2 separate regions of the Homo sapiens genome follow, and region 2 is linked to region 1. The links are chromatin loops, found by intact Hi-C in ENCODE. Cell type or tissue: A673. All regions are shown on one strand.

Region 1 (8,000 bases):
GAGATGAAAAATGTAGATTCTTAGCCCAGTCTGCCTGGGTTTGAACCCTAGCCCTACAGTGTCTTAGCTGTGGACTAAATTCTCTGGGCTTTGGATGGCAGTGAGTGCTCAGTATCAGCTATCATCACTCTGTTTTTTGAGTATTTTCAGGCCCTAGAGAGGTGTCATTTTCCATTTTAGTTGACCAACTGTGGGTTGCATAGAAGTTTGTATAAACTGTTGTGGTAGTGCTTTAACAGAAATGTTTTACTTTGAGTTTCCCTTAGTGTTTTCTGAGCCATAAACTGATTTAAAATTCCTCTTCCTGCTTACACCAAAAAGTTGAAAATCTGGTCCCAAAAAGTTTTATTGGATTGGTTATAACAAAATCCCATTTCAGAATTAGCCATCATGTTCCTGGGCAGGAAGTCCATTCCAGAAAATGGTGCAAATAGTGTGAGTTTTAAGGTAGAAAGTGACAACACCGATTGGGTGCGGTGGCTCACCCATGTAATCGCAGCACTTTGGGAGGCTGAGGCGGGCGGATCACCTGAGGTCAGGAGTTCAAGACCAGCCTGACAAACATGGAGAAACACTGTCTCTACTAAAAATACAAAATTAGCCGGGTGTGGTGGCACATGCTTGTAATCCCAGCTTCTCAGGAGGTTGAGGCAAGATAATCGCTTGAACCTGGGAGGTGGAGGTTGCAGTGAGCTGAGATAGCACCATTGCACTCCAGCCTGGGTGACAAGAGTGAAACTCTGTCTCAAAAAAAAAAAAAAAATGACAACACCTTCCCACTCTGAAGAAGAAAAGGAATGAAATGGTAAATATGCCCACGTTCCTTTATCTGAGCTTAGTTCAATGCAACAGCCTTTTCCAAGGTGCCAGCCACAGTGCAGGGATTCCTTCCCAAGGGCTGAGTTGGAGAAGGACAGTTCACAAATAGCTGTTATGAGGAAGATGGTCATAAAAGCTTAACAGAGATTAAGAGGTAGAACAGGCAGAGCGTAAAGGGGGAGCCTCTGGAGGAGGCATCATCTGAGTGGGCCTTGAACTATGGTGAGGGTAAGATGCAAACAATTGTCTGCGCATGGGGGCTTGGGTGAGACATGCACAAACTCTCCTCACCATCTAGGGAAATTTCTGAGGACAGTAAATGGTGTTCTTAGGATCTGGGATCATATGAAGGATCCCTTGGGGACCAGATTTCATTGAGTTTTGTGTTTGATTTTATTTTTGTTTGTTTGTTTTTTGAGACAGAGTCATGCTCTGTTGCTCAGGCTGGAGTGTAATGGCACGATCATGGCTCACTGCAACCTCTGCCTCCCAGGTTCAAGTGATTCTCCTGCCTCAGCCTCACAAGTAGCTGGAATTACAGGCATCCACTACCACGCCCAGCTAATTTTCATATATTTTTTAGTAGAGACAGGGTTTCACCATGTTGGCCAGGCTGGTCTCAAACTCCTGACCTCAAGTGATCTGCCTGCCTCAGCCTCCCAAAGTGCTGGGATTACATGCATGAGCCACCGTACCTGGCCTGTGTTTTATTTTAACCAGTTATGTGAGTATTGTGTTCACTCTAAAATAGACATTAAAATAAAAATGCTTGCTTTTTTGCCATAATATGCTTCAGAAAGGAGGATTGTGTGGTTTTGTCTGTGGCTTCTGTTCATCCTGGCTGGAGCAAACCAATCTCACTAGATAGTTTGCTTCCATCTATAACACAGCAGTTCCTGAGGCCTTTCAAGAGGCAAATGCACGTACCTCTTCTTCTGTCTACCCTTAAATGAATACAGAACCTTTTGAAATACTGGACTTTTACCCTCTGTACCTTTTGCAAATCATCTTTATTGAATACAGTAAGTCACCAGGCTTAAGTGTACACTTTGAGTTTTGACAAATGTATGATCACAATCTATAAACACTTCCATCATCCTGGAAAGTTCCCTGTGCCTTTGCAGTCAATCTCCTGCTCCAAATCTTTTTTTTTGTTTGTTTACTTTTTATTTGGAACCGATTTAAAATTTACAAAGAATTTGCAAGAATAAGAATAGCACAAACAACATAGGTATGCCCTTTTCCCTTGGCAGTGTTTGAGGGTAAGTTAAATGTATTGTGGCCTTTTTTTCCCTAAACTCTTAAGCGTGTTTTTCTAAAAATAGGGATAATCTCTTACATAAGCGCAGTACACTTATGAAAGGTCTGTACATTTCACTTTGATGCAATATTTGTGTCCAATCTATTATCCATATCCCAGTTTTGTTGGTTCACCCAATAACGTCCTTAGTGGTGTTCCCCCACCTCCAGTACAGGGTCCAGAGGAGGCTCAGGGATTGCATTTGGTTCTCATATCCTTTTAGTTTCTTTAATCTGGAACTTTTCCACAAAGTCATTGCTTCTACGACACTGAATTTTTGAAAAATACAGTCCCCTCTCCCTTTTTTTTTAACAGACGGTTTCTCATTTGGGATTTAACTGGTGATTTTCTTACGATTAGCGATCCCCACTGTGCTTTTCTGGCTGGAACACTGGATACGTGCTGTTGTGTCCTTCTCGGGGGTGGCATCTGGAGGCACACCATGTCCATCTGCTCCTCTGTGGTGGTGATAACTCTGATGGCCTGGTTAAGATATTGTCTGTTTTATCCACTGTATCATAATTTTGTGGAGAGACACTTTATAAGGCTAGTAAATACCCTGCTTCTTATCAAGATTTAGGAGTCATTGATGGTTTCCAGTTGATCCAATCTATAACATGGTATCTGCAGAATGATTTTCCAACTCCAGCACTCTCCACATTTACCAGTTGGCATTTGACATTCTACTGCAACAGCCTTACCTTTGCCCTTCCTTCCTTCCTTCCTTCCTTCCTTCCTTCCTTCCTTCCTTCCTTCCTTCCTTCCTTCCTTCCTTCCTTCCTTCCCCCCCCTCCCCTCCCCTCCCCTCCCCTCCCCTCCCCTCCTTCCTTCCTTCCCATGCAAATTCGTGAATACCTAGGTTTTTTTCCCTCAATGATTTTTTACTTCATTACTGTTCTTAATCATTTTGGTGCTCAAATCATACCCGACTTGTGCAATGAGATCCCCTTCAAGCTGGCTCCTGTGTCACTGTGACATGCCTCTGTCTGTTGTTTTTTTTTTTTTTTTTTTTTGAGCATTTTATTGTTTTCTGGCATAACATGCCCCAGGCTCGTCTTGTACCAATTCTTCCCCAGCTGGGGAAGAAATCAGCTGTTTCTCAGAGGGGCTCTGCTTCCTTTTATTGGAGAACTGGATCTTTTAAAAAAAATCTTTAAGCCACTTGAAACAAAGATATCAAGTCCCTAATTCAGATCAATTACTAGTACAGTATCCAAGTACCTAAAGAATCAAGGTGCTAAGTCATGTCATTAGAGGATGAAATTTTTGAGGCTTTAATAAGTCTTAAGCTGTGGGCAGATATAAAGTGGAAAAATCTGACAGTGGAGTTTGGCAAAAAGCAATGCAAATAAAGTCTTAATCTTCAAATGGTCTTTTTTTCTTTTTCTTTTTAAAAGATGCCTTCTAGTCTGTCATCTTTTGCTTTCTCATTTCCCATGATACTTAAACCACAAAGGGAAAAATACCACTGTAACAACTCCCATGTGTAGGGCTATATGAAGGGAGTTCATGATATTGGGAAGTCAGAGAGGGATTTTCAGTGAATTATTGGAGCAAAGCTATGATGATACTAAAGATGGTTGAAATTCAAAGAGGAGACAATCATTTATCGGAAGGACTGTCACCAGGGCATCTCATGGAATTCAAAGAGGATTTGAATAATAAATGAGAAAGAGCAAGTGCCAGGGCAGTTGGGTTAGGGGACTCAAGGCACAGCCATCAACAGGACTTGACCCCATCCCCTTCCAAGCTTGAGAGCCCTCTCTGCAGACCTTTATAGCCAGGTTGTGGCATCAGGGTGCACTCCTGGATCAATCAGTTCTGGCCAGGGGACATGTATCATGGACATGACTGTCACCTGAGTGCAGATGGCCGGGGACTGGGATCCCTGTGAGCCAGGTAGCCACAGCTACAACTACTGTTAGAGGAAGAAAATATACTAGCGGAAATCCAAGGGCTCTAAAGTTGGAAGGGACCACAAAAGCCTCTGCAAGAGCCCTCACATTCATTATGAAGATTGGCTCTCTGCTGATGGGTAAATTAGCCATGCTGGCCAAGATTCTTGATTGTTGACCATGTAAGCAGAGTAATAATTTATTAGAGTGGAAGCAGGAAATAGAATTAATGGAAATTGGAGAGGAGGCTCCGCAAAAGGGCAGGATTTAAGGGACTCTGGACATAGCAAATGCTAGTACCAGACAAGACTGTCAAGGACACAGTCAGTGGACTCCACCACCCTGCCAGTCGCTGCTGCTGCTGCTGCTAGACACTTATATTCACAGCAGAGCTGCAAATCACCTGTGACCATCTTCTGCACCCTGGTGTCACTTTTCAAAACCTCCATCTGTCTGATTGTGCTCATCTACCAGGTTGTTGGGGGGAGGCAGTGTGACACAGCGGTTAGCATGTTCTTTGGAGCCAGCCTTGCTGGGTTTAAAATATAGGCTTTTCCACTGATAAGCTGTGTGCATCCTGGAATGTACATTAGTTTCTTCATCTGTTAAAGGGGAATAACAACCCAATGAGGCACGTACTATTATGAGGATTAAATGAGTTGTCATTTTTAGAGCGTTTAGAATAGTGCCTGGCACATAGTCAGTGCTATTTATTTTAGGTGCTTGTTAAATAAAATTCTGCCAGCCTTAGCTTTCTACCATAGGGAAAGGGGGTGGGCTGCTGCCTCCTACCTTTCTTGAAACTCTTCCCCCAGAAGGTAAGTGCTCAGATGCTGGGCAGCGCCAAATTACAAAGATCTACAACAAAAATGTGATATTTTCCATAAAATAACTTTTCCTAAATGGATTGGTAAAGGCAAACTCAAAAACTAAAATGTAAGCTTTCAGACAGTGGAATCATGAAAAGAAAAGGAGGCAGATGTCTTTAAATATTAAGGTGTATTTAATATTGCTCTAGTTAATTTCTTGAATTTGTTTTTTAAAATCATGCCTTTATTCTACAGGGCTATGAAAATTTCACACATGTATCCTATTATCCCAGGAAATTGCCACAGCCCATCTGCCAGCATTGTCTCTGGTGTTAAACATTTGCCAAATCTCACCACTTCTTCCCCTATCCAAAGCTGCAATTCACCTGCGTTATTGCAGTGTCCTCTTGATTTCCCATCTCCCACATTTGCCCTTCTTTGGTCCATTTAAAAACTTAGATTTATATTATTACCTTACTTAAATTCAGTGTCTTTTACTTACACTTGGAATAAATGCCAAATGCTTTCCTACCTCTCGGAATGTACACAGGGTCATTCTCCCACTGGTTTGCTGGGCTGAAGCCAAACTCACCTTTGTGTTTTTCAAACACAACATTTGTTACCTCTGGGTCTTTAAGCTTGCTTTTTTTCCTGCCTGGAACATTCTTTTCTGTTCCCCACTCTTGTTCCACATACATGGCTGTTTCTTCCTTATCTTCACGTCTCAGCTCAAAAGTTCATCTCTTGACAAGGCCTTTCCAGATCACACTACCTGAAATTATCCTTGCACCATTTACTCTTAGTTGCCTGGTTCTATAACTTGGCTTTATTTCTTCATAGCTGTTATCTTGGAATTGACCTGATATTCTTATTTGCTTACTTGTTGACTTGTCTGCCCCCAAATAGATTGCAAGCTCTGTGAGAGTGGGGCTGTGCTATCTTGTTCCTGTATCCTGGCACCTGAACCAGTTTTGTGCCTGGTGCAATGTTTTAATAATGACTGGATGGTACAGTGTGAGCACTGAAAGCCAGAATGATACTTGACCAATCTGAAATGAGATAGGCTAGTTGACTATCAAATATGAAATATTCTTCCATGAATACATGTTGATATACCCATGTTACAGATAGAACAAGCAAGTGCTCATGATTATTCAGAGAGAGAGTCGTTAATTACTTCACTATAAGACTACATTTGATATTTAATATATTGATCTTCCAGTATTTTTTCAGAATAAACTTTTGCATATAAAACCAGAGAGTAGCAATAAAAGCTAAAGTTTTCTAGAATATGAACACAAAAGAAAAGTATTACCTATGTGATATGCCTGCTCCTGGTACTCTCTGTATTAACAACAAAAACAATTTTTCTTTTCATGGTTTACTAAAGCCTTGGCCTCCTGGGCTCAAGCAATCCTTCCACCTCAGCCTGCCGAGTAGCTGGGACTACAGGCATGCTACCACACCCGGCTAGGTTTTAAATATTTCTTTGGAGATGGGGTCTTGCTATTGCCCAGGCTGGTTTTGAACTCCTGGCCTCAAGCGATCCTCCTACCTCAGCCTTCAGAGTCATTGGAATCACAGGCATGAGCCACTGCACCCAGCTCAACAACTTTAACAATAGAATAGATAACAAGTTAAAATATACTTTTTAATTTAAGAAAATTATAGGGTTGCTGATAAGATATAGAAATTCCTTCCATATGTGGTTTGAATTGTGCAAAATTTAAATTTTCTCTGAAGTTGATGGGTGAGATGAGGTCAACATCTTCTCAATGGCCACTGCAGGTTTTAGGGCCAGATCTCTGTTTTTTTCCCTTTTCAGTGTGTGCTTCTTAGGTTTAAAGAGTCTATTATAACGAGAGTCAAGGTAAAGGAGACAGTGATATTCTTGGAATTGTGGAACAAAAAAGGAAATTAATAGCAAAGAACAGTGAAAAGTGGTAAGACTTTGGAAGCTGAAAGTTCAAGCCAGCAGAAATCTGATTAGTTCATGACCCAGTACCTCTTAATGGAAACTATTTTTTTCTTCAAGAAGTTAGTACTCCAGGAGCTGTAAACATCACCAGTAAATGTATGTTTTACCTTGGCAAGAATCGTTTCAAAAAGTAGCAAATGTTCATGTTTGCATAGATCCTTGTACTTGCATGTACTCTTCAAAAAACTGTGCTCCTAAAAACTGCAATGATCTTATGGCTAATAACCATTAGGTAGTTATGCTTCTATTAATGGACTTAGGAGTGCTGAGGAACCATATTCTAGTAAGAGCCATCATATATCAGTCTTCTCGTTGAAAATTCACTCTCCATGGAACATTGGCTTGTGCTGCGGTTTGAATGTTTGTCTCTTTCAAATCTCATGTTGAAAATTTGATCCCCAGTGTTGGAGGTGGGACCTGCTGCGAGGTGTTTAGGTCGTCGGGTCAGATCCCTCAAGAATAGATTAGTGCCCTCCCTTGGGAGTGAGTTCTCACTGTATTCTTGAGAGAGCTGGTTGTTCAGAAGAGCCTGGCACTTCCCCACCTCTCTTGCTTCCTCTCTTACCACATTATCTCTACACACACCAGCTCTCCTTCACCTTCCCCCAAGAGTGGAAGCAGCCCAAGGCCCTCATCAGATGCAGATGCCTAGTTTTGAGCTTTCTAGCCATGAGATTCATGAGCCAAATAAACCTCTTTTCTTTATAAATTACCCAGCCTCAGGTATTCCTTTATAACACAGAATGGATTAAGATGGCTGATATTTCCATCCAAAGAGTAATACTCCTGTTGTCAAGTTTGCTTTTTAAAAATTGACTGACAAATTCTAATATTTTGTGCTTTTTTAATGAATGAGAGAAAAAAGTAAAATGTATGTTTTATTGTTTTGCCTGAAAGCCATCTTCTGTATTGATGATCAGTTGTCAGTTATTATTAGATGGATTATCCATGCCATTTCTCTCTTGAATCTGCCATAAATAAGACCTTCCTTTCTGAGTAACCCATCCCAGAATATTTGCTTCTGTTGCTCAGCTACTGTGTAATTGAAAAATATGTTAATTATATTACTAATAAAAATCAAATGAAGGTGATTAATCTTTTGTAGAATTATCTTCTAATCCATTTAGTGGTAAGCCATTAGTAGTCTTCATCAACACCACTCAAAATGCACCTGTGTTTAGAAACCTTTATAGCAATTT
Region 2 (8,000 bases), 480 kb before region 1:
TGGTAGCAGAGGAGGTGGTGAGAAGTGATTGGATTCAGGATACAATTTAAATATAGAGCCAATGAGATTTGCCAAATGATCAAATATGGGGCATTATGAGAGAAAGAAATGAATCAAGAATTCTAGATTATGCAATTAGATGAATACAATTGCCATTTACTGAGATAGACAAGAAAGATGGTTGGGGTGTGGAGAAAGAATTTAGGAGTTTAGTTTGGGAAATGTTAAATTTGTTATGCCTGTTAAAGATACCCAAATGGAGGTGTCAAGTAAGCCTTTCTTTAGAGGAGTCTGGAATTCAGGGGAACGTCCTGGTCTGGAGATAGAAATGCAGGGATCGTCAGCATACAGATGGTATCAGAAAGACTGAGCTCATCAATGGAGGGAATGAAGGTAGAGAAAAGGTTCAAGGATGGAGCTCTATGGCAATCCAATGGTTAGAAGTCTGGGTGATGAAAGGAACCCGTAATGAGAGAGAAGTGGCCAGATAGGTTAGAGGAAATCCTGGACAGTGTGATGCCCTGGATGTCAAGGGAAGCAAGTATTTCAATAAGTTCAGGTTTCTTTGCTACAAAGCCAGCTTGTCATTACAATTACCACCAAGAATCCACTGTGAAGGAGGAACTACTGGCTATGATAAGCTATGCTACATTTTGACCTTATGAAGAAACAATTCCAACCAGAAAAGATGGTCACTAAGATTGAGATTTATTTTCTTTTTCATATACACTTTTGAGCTGATTTTATTTTGGCAACCAAAAAATACAGCATTGACCCAATGTAATCACTGAAATGGACTGGAATATTTTCTTTCACCTTCTAGTGTTCTGTGTAATTGACATTTTTCCTTGAAGCAAATCCTCCAATTCTGAGAGATGGAGCTATAAATCTGAGTGGTTATATGTGTGGTCAGACTGCTGGGAATTTGTATGGGTAAATTTGATAAATGTTTCCAGAGGTGCAGTGCAGGCACTCTTTTTCCTACCCCTCTCCATTTATTCTCTGACAGTGGTTCTTGGAATTCTCTGTTTATTCAACAGTAAAAACAAATTAATATTTCAAATTGCTCATTCATTATCTCTGTGAAATCTGGTCTTTAATTTCTTACTTTTTCTAAGCAGGTTAGGAGCAGCCATGCCTGTAATGGCTGGGGAAGACTAGAGGTGGAGCCTGTGTGGGATTTGGGGTTGGTGACAATAGGTGGGAAGAAGAGGATCTGGATTTCTTTTGGAAGCCTGAAGCTTTGGGAGCAATCTACTATCAGGGTTGGGATAGGTTCTGCCATCCATCCACGTGGGTTTGTCTAGCCAAGTAAAGGAAATGAAGAACACATGGCCTAGAGCACCATGCTGCTCATCCTGGTTAGACACAACTGCAAGCACATCAGCTTTGCTCTCCACACTGAGTCCCCAACGTTCTCACTGCAAAGAACTCTCAGGCTTGCTTCTCTGAAAAATACAATTGCTGGCAACTCAAGATGCACAAAGCAGGACCATTTATTGCATCTCTTATCAAGGCATATCTGATGACAAGTCAGCCTTACTCAGCAAAATCTCATTACAGAACATTCATCTCACACAATTTTATACTGCTTCATTTTGTGAGTTACAACTTCAGAGGACTCATCTTTACATGTAAGTAGTATATAAAAACATACACCACAGACCATGTATTGCTTCTTACTGTAAGGAAAAATACCACTTGTTAAGTCAGCATTATTTCCCCCAAGTAAATTAGGTAAATAAGACAATGCCCAAATCTGTGCATTGCAACTCTGCAGGTGATACAACTGCTGGGGACTTGACTTCAGAAGAAGTGGATGAGGACAGCACATTGCTGTACGCTGTTTCTCTGGGGAAATGTAGGTGTTGGTATTCAGCACTGCTGCATGTAGAAGCTGCCCAAGCACAGGCTTCACGGAGCTATAGTTTGCTTCTCTATAAGGAGAAAACAACTGTTGGTTATTCAGGTTTTCTTCTCAAATGAGTTATTGAAATACTTATGGCTTGAAGTGTAATCTCTCCATGTCTTGTTCATTCAACAACAATTGCTTTTACATGTCAGACACTGATCTATGTGCTTGGAATATGTTACAGAAACATACAAAAATACAAAAATTCTTGCTGCCTTGGAGTTCATATTCTAGTTGGGGGAGAAAAAGTAACTAAAAATGTAATAAATAGTTAAATTATATAATGTGTTGGAAAGCCATAAAATGACATGGGAAAAGTGAAGCATGATAAGAAGTTTGGTAGAGAGAGAGCAACAGGTTGCAATTTGAAGTAGAGGAGACAGAGTAGCTTCATTGAGAGGGTGACATCCAAGAAAAGATTTGCAGGAGGTGAAGTAGTAAGCTAAGTGAATCTCCTGGGGAAAGTGCTCCAGGCAGATGAAAGAGCCAGTGCAGAAACAAGCCAGGCACATGTCAGGAAGAGCATGGAGACCAGTATGGCTAGAGTGGAGTGAATAAGGGAGAGAATAACAGGAGTTGAGGTCAAAGAGGTGATGGGGCCCTGCTTGTAGAAGGCCTTATTGGCCATCTGAGGGACTTGGCATTTAGTTTGAGTGAAATGGGAAGCCTTGGAAAGATTATAGGCAGAGAGATGATATGATCTGAGTTACATTTTAAGAAGATCATTCTGGTTTCTATGTTAGGAATAGTCTCTTGGAACACGAGTTTGACAGCAAAAAGACCAAAAGGAGGCTGTAGCAATACTCCGGGCGAGAGAGGGTGATGACTCAACCCAGGGAGGGAGTGGCGGCCAGAGGTATGAGTGAGAGGGTCAACAATGACACCAAAGATTTTAGTATGAGCAATTGGGAGCTTCTATCATCTGAAATGGGAAAACCCTCTAATAGAGTAGATTTGTGGGAGAAGATGAGAACCCCATTTTTGGACATGTTAAGTTTAAGGGGTCTCCGAGAAATCTCAGTGGACATATCAAGTAGGCAACTGCGTATATGAGTCAGGGATTCAGGAGAGATGTTAGTTACAATATAAAAAATTGGGGTTCATTGGCATATTGACAAAGGAGTTTATTAAGAAAGTGACTGTAGGGAAAAGAAAACCAAGGACTGATTCTTGGGGCAATCCAAATGAACTGATCTGGGAGAAGAGGGGACTACAATCAAGACCAAGAAGGAAGAATCAGTGAGATATGAGGCAAATGAGAAAGAGTGTGGTGTCCTGGGCGCCAAGTTAAAAAAATATATTAAGGAAGAGGGTGATCAGCCATGCCATTGGATTTGCAGGTAAATTTCCTCCTCTATAAAATTCAGGTCATATGTTATTTGGATATTGGGGTATCCTGTTTAAAGAATTTCCAATTAAAAGCTTTTTATTCATTAAAAAATAAAATAAAGGCTGGGCGCAATGGCTCATGCCTGTAATCCCAGCACTTTGGGAGGCCGAGGCGGGCGGATCACCCGAGGTCAGGAGTTCAAGACCAGCCTGGTCAACATGGCGAAACCCTATCTCTACTAAAAATACAAAATTAGCCGGGCATGGTGGTAGACACCTGCAATCCAAGCTATTCGGGAGGCTGAGGCAGGACAATCGCTTGAACCTGGGAGGTGGAGATTGCAGTGAGCCGAGACTGTGCCACTGCACTCAAGCCTGGACAACAAGAGTGAAACCCTGTCTCAAAAATAAAAATAAAAATAAAGTAAAATAAAATGCAGGTAATGATAGTGTCTGCCTGATAGGCTTAAATAAGATACTATATGTGAATTGCCAGTCACAATACCTAATGCTAGTATGGGCTATTATAATAATAAATAGTATACTATTTATTATTTTTATTCCTAACATCTCTGAAAAATCACTTATCACTATAAAGCTGTTCACTCACCAAGCTAGCCCCAAGGGGGCGCTCAAAGCCTTCCCTTCTTCCCCATTACTTTTCCTACAAAAGGGAACTCAAATTTAGATGTAGGACAAAATGAACTCTCATTGGCAACTGAACCATTTTGTAGCAAAGACTGGAAAACCCAATGCAGCGAGTGTCAAACTTCAGTGTGGATAAGAGTTACTCGAGGAGCTTGTTAAAATGCAAGACCACAGCAGGCCCAACAGATCAAATAAATCGGAAGGGAACCTGTTTTCCCACCCCAGGTGATTCGAATATATGTATTCTCATGATGCTCTAGTATGGGGCAGGAGGGTGGTAAAAATAATAACTAGCCTGGAGTAAATATTCTCTTCCTCTCTTCTTCTTGGGACCTTGAAATGAGTTTTGCTCTTCCTTTTTTCCTCTCTTCCATGTAGCCAGTGAGGTAAGCCATCCCTGGTGCTTCCTTGGACTGGGAGGTCCCAGCAGGACCAAGATGTTTCTACAAAAAGCACAGTGGAGAGGGCGGCTTGGGCTTGCTTTTAGTTTGTCGACATCAGAGGACACAAAGTGATGCCTGCCAGTCCACATCTGGCCCCCAGATTTGTTTTATTTGACCTGAACAGAATTGGCCCATCCAGTGCTTTAATAAAATTTGAATTTGTTTTCAACATTTAAAACTCAGGAGATTTCACATACAAACCCAGATTTCCTGCTTCTCTGGAACAATAAGAAGATGTGAAACCTGGCCCCGTGTTCCTATACGGCAAAGCTGCTTCCTTTAGATGGGTGTGGACTCTGGAATCTGCCACCATCCCCTTCATTCTTTATTGTTCTCCCCAAAGTCAGGTGTCGGTTGCTATTTATCATCATACATACACTCCTATTTTCCTTAAAGTTGAAGAAAACGAAGCATTTCTTTAGAAAATGAGGATATAACAAGAGGAGTAGTGTTTTTAAAAATAAATTTTCTTATACCAGACCCCTTTTCTCGTTTGCATTATGGGCCTGTCTTCTCTAGGCATTTAAGTTTGCTATTGCAGGTCTAGCTCTTAATCCAGAGGTGAAAAGTTGTCTTTATATTAAAGAATGATGTGGAATATCACAGCAGTAAAAAGGAGCAGAACTACTAATGCACACTAAAATTAATGAATTCCAAAAGTTAGGCTGAGCAAAAGAAGTCAGACACAAAAGCATAATACTATATAATTCCATTTAGATGAAAAATTCTAGAAAAGTTGAAACTAAGCTATAGTAACAGAAAGCAGAGCAGTTGTTTCCTAGGACAGAGGTTGGCTGCAAAGGGCATGAGAAAAAGTTTCTGGAATGATGGAAGTGCTCTATCACTTAATTGTAGTGGGACTTATATGCAGAGATATATATTTGTTAAATCTCATTGACGTGCATTGTATTTTATTTTATTATTTTTTTAGACAGAGTTTCTCTCCTGTTGCCCAGGCTGGAGTGCAATGGCCCGATTTCAGCTCACTGCAACCTCCACCTCCTGGGTTCAAGCGATTCTCCTGCCTCAGCCCCCCGAGTAGCTGGGATTACAGGCATGCACCACCACACCTGGCTAATTTTGTATTTTTAGTAGAGACAGGGTTTCTCCATGTTGGTCAGGCTGACCTCAGGTGATCCACCCACCTTGGCCTCCCAAAGTGCTGGGATTACAGGCGTAAGCCACCACGCCCAGCCTGATGTGCATTTTAAATAAATGTTTTTCTTGCATGCCTATTATACCTAATAAAGTTGATTCTTTTGTTACCTAATAGAATTGTCCAAGGAAAGAGATGGAATAAAGTGGGCCCTTGCCTAGGGCTCTTTTTTGCCTATCGCTGTCTGGAATTTACTATAGTAGGTGGGAGAATAGAATAGAATAGAATTTCAAGATTCACAGGCATTGTGACCAATATTTATGTCTCCTGGAGATGTAAATAACATTTGGCAGAAGGCAACAGACCCAGTTGAGAGTTCAGTTGGTAGAGGAGGCATGGATTGTGGCACAAGTTCCTCCAGAGACTTTAAACTGCTGGAAGACCTGCTCTTCAGCCTCCTTCCATGTGAAGAGAGCCTCCTGGAGGCCCTGGGAGAGGAGCTAGTAAGCTGCATGAGGCGCTGGCAGAAATGTGGGGGCTTTTCTTTTTTCCCTTCTTTCCTTCTTCCTGCTCCTTCTTTGATAAACTCACACTCCGGAACCTCAATCTGCAAAGGCATCTTTTATTCGTGGTGGGCGACATTCCTTGGTGAGAAAGCAAAATCTGGTCTGGGCGACCCTGGATATCCTCCTGGAGGACCAGGGCAGGCTCACCTCCAAATACACAGGGCTTTGGGGTGTAGGCTTTTGGCTTGGTTGTATCTGACATTGCAGGCAAATGCCCCATCTTTCCTCCTTTCTTGTGTTTCTTAGTCAGGATTGAGAAACTGACTTGCACTGTAAAAAATGCAAAGCAATAGAATTTTTATGGTTGACTTGGCCAACTTACAAGAACCTGACAGAGCTCTCAGTAAATTCAGAACTGAAGAACTCATTACGTGGGAGTATTAACAGATACTATGGGTACTCCACCCATATTCTCTTGCCCTTACCACTTCCTCATAAGCTGTTTGATTTCAACAGCAGCACCTGCATTTCTTTGCCTGAGGGTTTTCCAGTGAGGTTGTACCATTGTGCATTCCCACCAGCAATATCTGAGAGTTCCAGTTGCCTCTCATCATCAACAGCACTTGATATTATTGTCAGGTTCTTTTTTAAAGTTATTCTAGTAAGTGTAGCATTGTCTCATCATGGTTTTAACTTGCATTTCCGTAATGACTAATGATGTTGAGCACCTTCCATATGTTTATTGGCTACCAATATATCTCCTCTGGTGAAGTATCTGTTCAAAACTTTGCTATTTAAAAAAAAAAAACTTGGTCTTTTTTTGGTTGAGTTTTGATAGTTCTTCATATAGTCTGGCTTCAAGTTTGTTGTCAGAAGAGTGCTTTACAAATATTTTTTCTCTGTCTGTGGCTTATCTTTTCTTTTCTTTTTCTTTTTCTTTTTTTTTTCTTTTCTGTTTTTGAGACAGGGTCTCACTCTGTCGCCCAGGCTGAAGTACAGTGGCACAATCTCGGCTCACTGCAACCTCCACCTCCCAGGTTCAAATGATTCTCCTGCCTCAGCCTCCCGAGTAGCTGGGACTACAGGGACTACAGGCACATGCCACCACACTGAGCTAATTTTTGTATTTTTAGTAAAGACAGGGTTTTGCCATGTTGGCCAAGCTGGTCTCAAACTCCTGAGCTCAAGTGATGTGCCTGCCTCAGCCTCCCAAGGTGCTGGAATTACAGGTAGGAGCTACCATGCCTGGCCCGTCTTTTTGTAATGTCTTTCATAGAGCAAAAGTTTTGCATTTTGATGAAGTTCAACTTATTGATTGTTTTTCTTTTATGGCTGTGCTTTAGGTATCAGATCTGAAACTATTTCCCTAATCCAAGCTCACATTCAGAATCAACACCTGTTTCTGATTCATTTTGAGTTAATTTTTGTACATGGTGTGAGAAATGAATCAAAATTCATTTATTTGTCTAATTCTTCCAGTTATTTCTTGATAATATATTTCATATAAGGTCTTTTTCCAATATTACTCCACTTGTTTTTCCTTTCTTTGCGCCCCAGGCATAACCAATCTCGAGATTTTTGTGCATATCCTTCTGATGCAGCTTTTACACATTTGGGTATAAATATGTGTCAGCTGGGCATGGTGGTTCATGCCTGTAATCCCAGCACTTTGGGAGGCTGAGGCGGTTGGATCACAAGGTCAGGAGTTCAGGACCAGCCTGGCCAAGATGGTGAAACCCCGTCTCTACTAAAAATACAAAAATTAGCCAGGTGTGGTGGCAGGCGCCTGTAATCCCAGCTACTTGGGAGGCTGAGGCAGGAGAATCGCTTGAACCCGGGGGGCAGAGGTTGCAGTGAGCTGAGATCAGGCCACTGCACTCCAGCCTGGGTGACAGACTGAGACTCTGTCTCAAAAAAAAAAAAAAAAAAATTGTGTCACTAAATACATATAACATAGTATTTATTTTTACATGTTTTAAGCTCTATTCATCTTGATATGCATAGATCTAGTTTATTCCTTTTAACTGCCATATAATATTGCAATATATGAGTATACTACTTCCATC

The links. Peaks named below come from ENCODE experiments on the same cell type or tissue, not always from the same donor. Only the 100,000 strongest peaks of a DNase experiment are listed, where the experiment ranks them.
Region 2: a loop joins it to region 1, with 4 times the contacts of the local background. A loop is called at or near these places in 2 of 110 quality-filtered maps.

What each region holds. Positions count from the first base shown.
Region 1 is chr9:77,636,004-77,644,003 of GRCh38, reverse strand. All of the region lies in intron 1 of GNA14 (G protein subunit alpha 14), which reads left to right. Among named protein-coding and RNA genes, the nearest start is that of GNA14, 8.3 kb to the left of the region's middle. In A673, no CTCF peak of the experiment used is centred here; DNase peaks (open chromatin) are centred at 2,623, 3,063 and 3,643; H3K27ac peaks cover 5,885 bases.
Region 2 is chr9:78,117,581-78,125,580 of GRCh38, reverse strand. No RefSeq gene overlaps it. Among named protein-coding and RNA genes, the nearest start is that of GNAQ, 90 kb to the right of the region's middle. In A673, a CTCF peak has its summit at 3,861 (motif pointing right); a DNase peak (open chromatin) is centred at 3,880.